Regions from separate parts of the Homo sapiens genome. Here region 2 is linked to region 1. A link is a loop called in an ENCODE intact Hi-C map of the cell type or tissue named here. Cell type or tissue: CD14-positive monocyte. All regions are shown on one strand. Links, peaks and the distances in the headings refer to the core of each region. The heading gives the core; the rest is flanking DNA.

Evidence for each region. Peaks named below come from ENCODE experiments on the same cell type or tissue, not always from the same donor. Only the 100,000 strongest peaks of a DNase experiment are listed, where the experiment ranks them.
Region 2: a loop joins it to region 1, with 2.3 times the contacts of the local background. A loop is called at or near these places in 5 of 110 quality-filtered maps.

Annotation. Positions count from the first base shown.
Region 1 is chr17:32,573,300-32,576,221 of GRCh38, reverse strand. The region is part of intron 21 of MYO1D (myosin ID); the gene reads left to right. Among named protein-coding and RNA genes, the nearest start is that of CDK5R1, 88 kb to the right of the region's middle. In CD14-positive monocyte, for the core only: no CTCF peak of the experiment used is centred there; no DNase peak of the experiment used is centred there.
Region 2 is chr17:32,523,700-32,526,611 of GRCh38, reverse strand. The region is part of intron 21 of MYO1D (myosin ID); the gene reads left to right. Among named protein-coding and RNA genes, the nearest start is that of CDK5R1, 38 kb to the right of the region's middle. In CD14-positive monocyte, for the core only: no CTCF peak of the experiment used is centred there; no DNase peak of the experiment used is centred there.

The DNA of each region.
Region 1 (2,922 bases), core at 96-2,595:
AATAGCAAGTGGGGCAGAGTAGCAAGCTGGCAAGTTCTCCAAAGTTCTTTGGGATAGTAGATATTTTGACATGCTTCCTCTTTCTTCTCCTGACTCACCCCTGATCTACCTAAGAGTGAACTAATTTTACTCTGATTTTGTTCTTGAAGTCTACTAATGGATTCCCTTTAATAGGTAAAAAGGAGTCAAATATACAGCTTTTAGTGGTTTTGAGGTTCCTGTGGTTTTGCATCTTCACTGTTGTCACATCTCTTAGATGAGGGCATTGATTGACACACACCAAAACAAAAAGATTCTCCCTCAACAACAAGCATACTAGGAACCTACCTTTTAAAAGCCCATGTTTTCTTTTCTGTTGCCATGGAATGCTATCCCCGGCAGGTTGATTGCCACTACAGGTAGTTGAGCAAAGAATCATCTTGGTAATTCTGGAGTCTGTATGATGGATGTATTTCTGACCCATCAATCTAGCAGTCATCTCTCTGATGGGCAGGATCCAGGCAAACTCCAAAGAGAAGAAGCAGGAGCCATTGAAACATAATGGAGTGAAAACAAAGTTAGGAGAAACACACCCCAGAGGGAATGGGGGGTGAAGTCCATGGGATTCGCTGCATAAAGTGGAAAAAGGAGCAGATAGAGAACTCACTATGCATCTGATAGGACTAAGATAATAAGGTGGGTATCCATAAGTCACCCCAGAAAATCTCTTTCCTTGTACTATATAATCACACCACATGGAAAATTTTATTTAACCAAGCAAAATTTATTGTGGATGTAATGAACTTTCAATAAAGCCTCACTAATTTCAATTTTACTCTTTCAAAATTTTCATCAGTAAATTAAAGGATGCAAAAGAAATCAAATGTAAGGCTTTGTAGCCTGAGGCTGCTGCCTAATGATTTTTTAATGGATTGAGCTATATACAGACAAGGTAAATCAAAGGTCCTCGGATTGGAGCTACAGAAAGTAGGAAGAACGTTTGGCTGGGCCAAAAGTAGCTTTATTTAAATACCTGCTAATAATTTGAGTTTTACTCTAGAATGTTTTTTATCATGCTTAGTATTATGTGAAACAGTACATAAATTTGGGATTCTTTCATCAAAATTAGTGCTTTAGGTTTGATTTCTGTATATCAACATTTCATTGCTTTTATTAATAACAATAATACTTCCGATACTTCCCATCAGCTCCCACGATTATGTCAGTAACTTTACATAAACTGTCTTATTTATCCTTCAAAGTCACTGTATTACAAGGTAGACATATTTATCCTCATTTTACATATGAAGAACCCAGAGTTCAGAGCATATAAATGACTTGTCCAGGGTCATACAGCTAGCAAGTGGCGAGCACAGACAGATTCAAACCCAGTTTTTCTGACTTCAAAGCTCATGATCCCTGCAAACCACTGTTTTAGATGTTAGGACTAGGGAGCCTACACAGCTCACCAGGGATATGCTTCTTGACTTTGAGAGGGCTTCAGCTGCACCTCGTGTACCTTTACTTTTGTTTTCTCAATCTGTATAGTGAGCCCACACTCAGAAGTGCCAGGCTCTCTTTCTACATAAGTTAGGTGCCAAAGATACAGCAATAAGCAAGATACTATTTCTTACCACACTGAATTTTCAAATGAATAATTGAAAGCAAGTACAATGGTGATGAGCAGCATGAAGGAGAATTAAATGCTGTGAATAAGAAGTTTACTAAGAAAATGATTAGGAAAAGAAGACTTGCAGAAAGACAATTAGCCTGATTTGGAGAAGAATTTGTGGAGACGCTATTTACATTTGAAAGAAAGAAAACAGAATTTCTTTACTCAACATACTATAATTCAGACTAACCCACTTAATTTAAATTAGCTAGCTTTACAAAATTTCATCTTGGGTGCATCAATCTGGATAGTCTTTGCTAGTAGTGATACAACTGTGCACATGTATGTGAATTCTCTTCACTTATACTAGATGCTAAAAGACAAGCTTCTGTAAAGTACGGAGAGATAAGTATTGTCCACCTATAATTCTATTCCCAGCCAAAGTATCAGTCAGGTATAAAGTTAAAAATAAACAAGGGGGCCGGGCGCAGTGGCTCACACCTGTAATCCCAGCACTTTGGGAGGCTGAGGCGGACGGATCACGAGGTCAGGAGATCGAGACCATCCTGGCTAACACGGTGAAACCCTGTCTCTAGTAAAAATACAAAAAATTAGCCGGGCGAGGTGGCGGGCGCCTGTAGTCCCAGCTACGCAGGAGGCTGAGGCAGGAGAATGGCGTGAACCCTGGGGGGCGGAGCCTGCAGTGAGTCGAGATTGCGCCACTGCACTCCAGCCTGGGTGAAAGAGCGAGACTCCGTCTCAAAAAATAATAATAAAAAATAAACAAGGGATAAAATATGGTCAGAGACCGGGCACAGTGGCTCACACTTGTAATCCCAGCACTTTAGGAGACTGAGGTGGAAGGATGGCTTGAGGCCAGGAGTTCAAGACCAGCCTGGGGAATATAAGAAGGCCCTGTCTCTAAAAAATAAAAAATAAATAAATTAGCCGAAAGTGGTGGCACATGCCTGTCATCCCATCTACTCAGGAGGCTGAGGTGGGAGGATTGCTTGAGCCCAGGAGTTCGAGGCTGCAGTGTGCGGTGATCACACCACTGCACTCCAGCCTCGGTAACAGACCAAAACCTTCCCTCAAAAAAAAAAAAGAAGAAAAACAGCACAGTCAGAGCCTTTCACACACACCCTTTCCTGTGAAGTTTCCTGAGGATATATTCCAGCAAAGTAAGGTAATAAAACAGGAAAGAAGAAGACATGAGAGTCAAAGGTAGCAGATCCAAATCAAGAGAGAAATAGAGTGGCAGCTGTGGTACAGACTGACAGAGCAAGAAGACACGGGGCTCTGATGATTGGTACCTGTGAAATGCGGGGATT
Region 2 (2,912 bases), core at 314-2,813, 50 kb after region 1:
AAAAAAGAAGGCTTTATGAAGAGGAAGTACCAAGATCTAGATAAAGAGTCTCTAGCTCCTTTCAGTTATCCGGGTAAGATGTTCACTTTGTATTTAGGTATTAATCTTAGGCACAGACACCATCTAGGAGTCTGTAGTGCCACATTTTCATACATATATGCACACTTGAAGATTTTTTCAAACTCATAACTGACAAAGGACTTTATTTGAATAGATATTTGATACGTTAAAATAGAAGACTTAGAGGCTATTGAAGGGCAAATAATTTGATGTAATCTAAGAAATATATTGGAGGGAAAGGAAGAGAGGGAGTTCTTGTTGAGTTCGAAACAATATAGAGCTGATATTTACAGAGGAGCTATTATGTGCTGAGCCAGAAGTGGGGATAAAACAGTGAACAGAACCCAGACCCTGCCCAGGGTTTACAATCTGGTGGGGGAACCAGATGAGTAGACGGGATTACAATGCAATGTGTTAAGTACATTAATAGGGGATATACGTCAAAGGGGCAGTTAAACCTTTCTTGGAAGATCGGAAAGGCTCCTAAAAGTGATGCCAATATTGAGGAAAAAATGACAAATAGAAGTTGATCTGGAAAAGAGACCAAGAGTCTTCCAGGTGGGGAATAGCGTGTGCAAAAGCCTAAAGGCAAAACCATCGTGGCAAACAGGTGTATGAGGGTGAACTAGGAGACAAATAGCTGAATGACCTAGCGAGAAGGGCAGGTAGGTGGGGAGTTGGGAGGTCCAGTTTCTCCTCGGGCTGAGTGACCCTGCCTCTCCTCCATGTTAGCTATTGTCACTGAAGGTAGCGCCAGGGAGCCCAGCAAGCTGCCCAGTTCTCTCTACTTTCTTCTGTGGCATCTGAGACTCCAGGATGGGCTCCAATTAGAAACTGCAGGGAGGGCCGCTGCAGTGTCTCTCGGCCCCAGAACTGATATTTCTGGGGCAGAGAGAGTTGGGTCCTGAAAGTTGAAATAAATGTTCCTTTCTAGCAGGGTTCTGATCGCTTCTCGGCCTTTTGGCTAAGATCAAGTCTAGCAGGGTTCTGGAACTGTCCCCAGCGAGGAGCAGGTTATCAGATGCACAACTCTGATGTCACACCTTATTATATCCCAAGAAAAAAAAAAGTTCTTGGTTATTACCTGAAAAAAAAAAAACCCAAGGAATTTTAGAAATCACTTGATAAGAAATGTCAAGACATACTGACTAGAAATCAAACCACAGCAGCTGCTTCCCACAGCTGCATGCCATGTGGCGACCTCATTTGAACAGTTAGTGAGGCTTAAAATAGCCAGGAATGTAAAACTCTTCAGGATCAGGTCTCTCAGTGAGATAGCCACAGAAATCCACGTGGGGAAGGAGAGAGGGGAGGTTTGTCTTGAAACCGTTGGAGCAGTGGTCAGAGGACTATCAACTGACAGCCAAATAAATCCTACCAGGAGCCTGTAGTTCCCCACTCCTATGAATGATTGAAGCTAACGGTGCCCATTTGACAGATGGTAAGAAAAGTATGTTGGCCCCTGAATGCTTGCAGATTGAGAATTCCTAATTCAGCTATAATCCAAATACAGTTGACTTCCTAAGGAAAACAAAAGTAACGAGATGTAGGCTAGGTGTGGTGGCTCATGCCTATAATCCTAGCACTTTGGGAGGCCAGTGCAGGAGGACTGCTTGAGCCCAGGAGTTTAAGACCAACCTGGGCAACATAGCGAGACCTTATCTCTACTAAAAATTAAAAGAATTAGTCAAGGCCAGGCGCAGTGGCTCACGATTGTAATCCCAGCACTTTGGGAGGCCAAGGTGGGTGAATCACAAGGTCAGGAGTTCAAGACCAGCCTAACCAACATGGTGAAACCCCATCTCTACTAAAAATACAAAAATCAGCCAGGCATGGTGGTGGGCACCTGTAATCCCAGCTACTCAGGAGGCTGAGGCAGGAGAATCGCTTGAACCCAGAGGCGGAGGTTGCAGTGAGCCGAGATCATGCCACTGCACTCCAGCCTGAGCAAAAGAGCGAGACTGTCTCAAAAAAAAAAAAAAAAAAAGAATTAATCAGGCATGATGGCACCCACCTGTGTGGTCCCAGCTACTCTGGAGGCTGACACAGGAGGATTGCTTGAACCCAGAAGTTTGAGGCTGCAGTGAGCTATGATGGTGCCACCGCACTCCAGCCTGGGTGACAGAGCGTGACCCTGTCCAAAGAAAAAAAAAGAAAAAGTAATGAAATGTAAGTTCATTTTTTCCATCCTACGCCTGAGCTTGTTAGCGCAGAGAGTGTTTTAGTTGTGAAACTAAGACTGAGACTGAGACTTTCTCACCAATAGAGGGAAGAGTGAGTTGACGTCGGAAGGAAGCATGCTCCACCAAAGACAAAAGCAAAATGATGCTTTTTTTACTGTGGGAAATTCAAAACGATGCATATATTCATTCAGCCCCAGAGAAAACAGATATGCTTTCCCAAACATAGAAAAGCACCAACAACTTTTTTATTCCATTTTTCTTGTAAGAAAACTAGTTTACCCTGGTTGTAGCAGCTCTGTGGCAATCATAATAGCAGCAGCACATGCTGATTACGCACGGCACTGTGCTCCAGGCACTGTGCTGAGAGAACTCTTTGCCATGGATCATTATCTTTTGATCTTCACAAAGTCTGTATGAAAATAATACTATCGTCATCCCCATTTCATGGCTGAGGAAACTGAGGCTTGGAGAGGTTAAGAAGTTTGCCCCACGGCTTACTGGTTGTTGGGAGAAGATGGGATTTGCCCCGACCACTCTCACTCCAGGGTTGGCACTCTTTTTTTTTTTTTTTTTTTTTTGAGACAGGGTCTTTTTCTGTTGCCCAGGCTGGAGTGCAGTGGTACAATCACCGTTCACTGCAGCCTCAACTTCCCAGGCTCAGGGACTCAG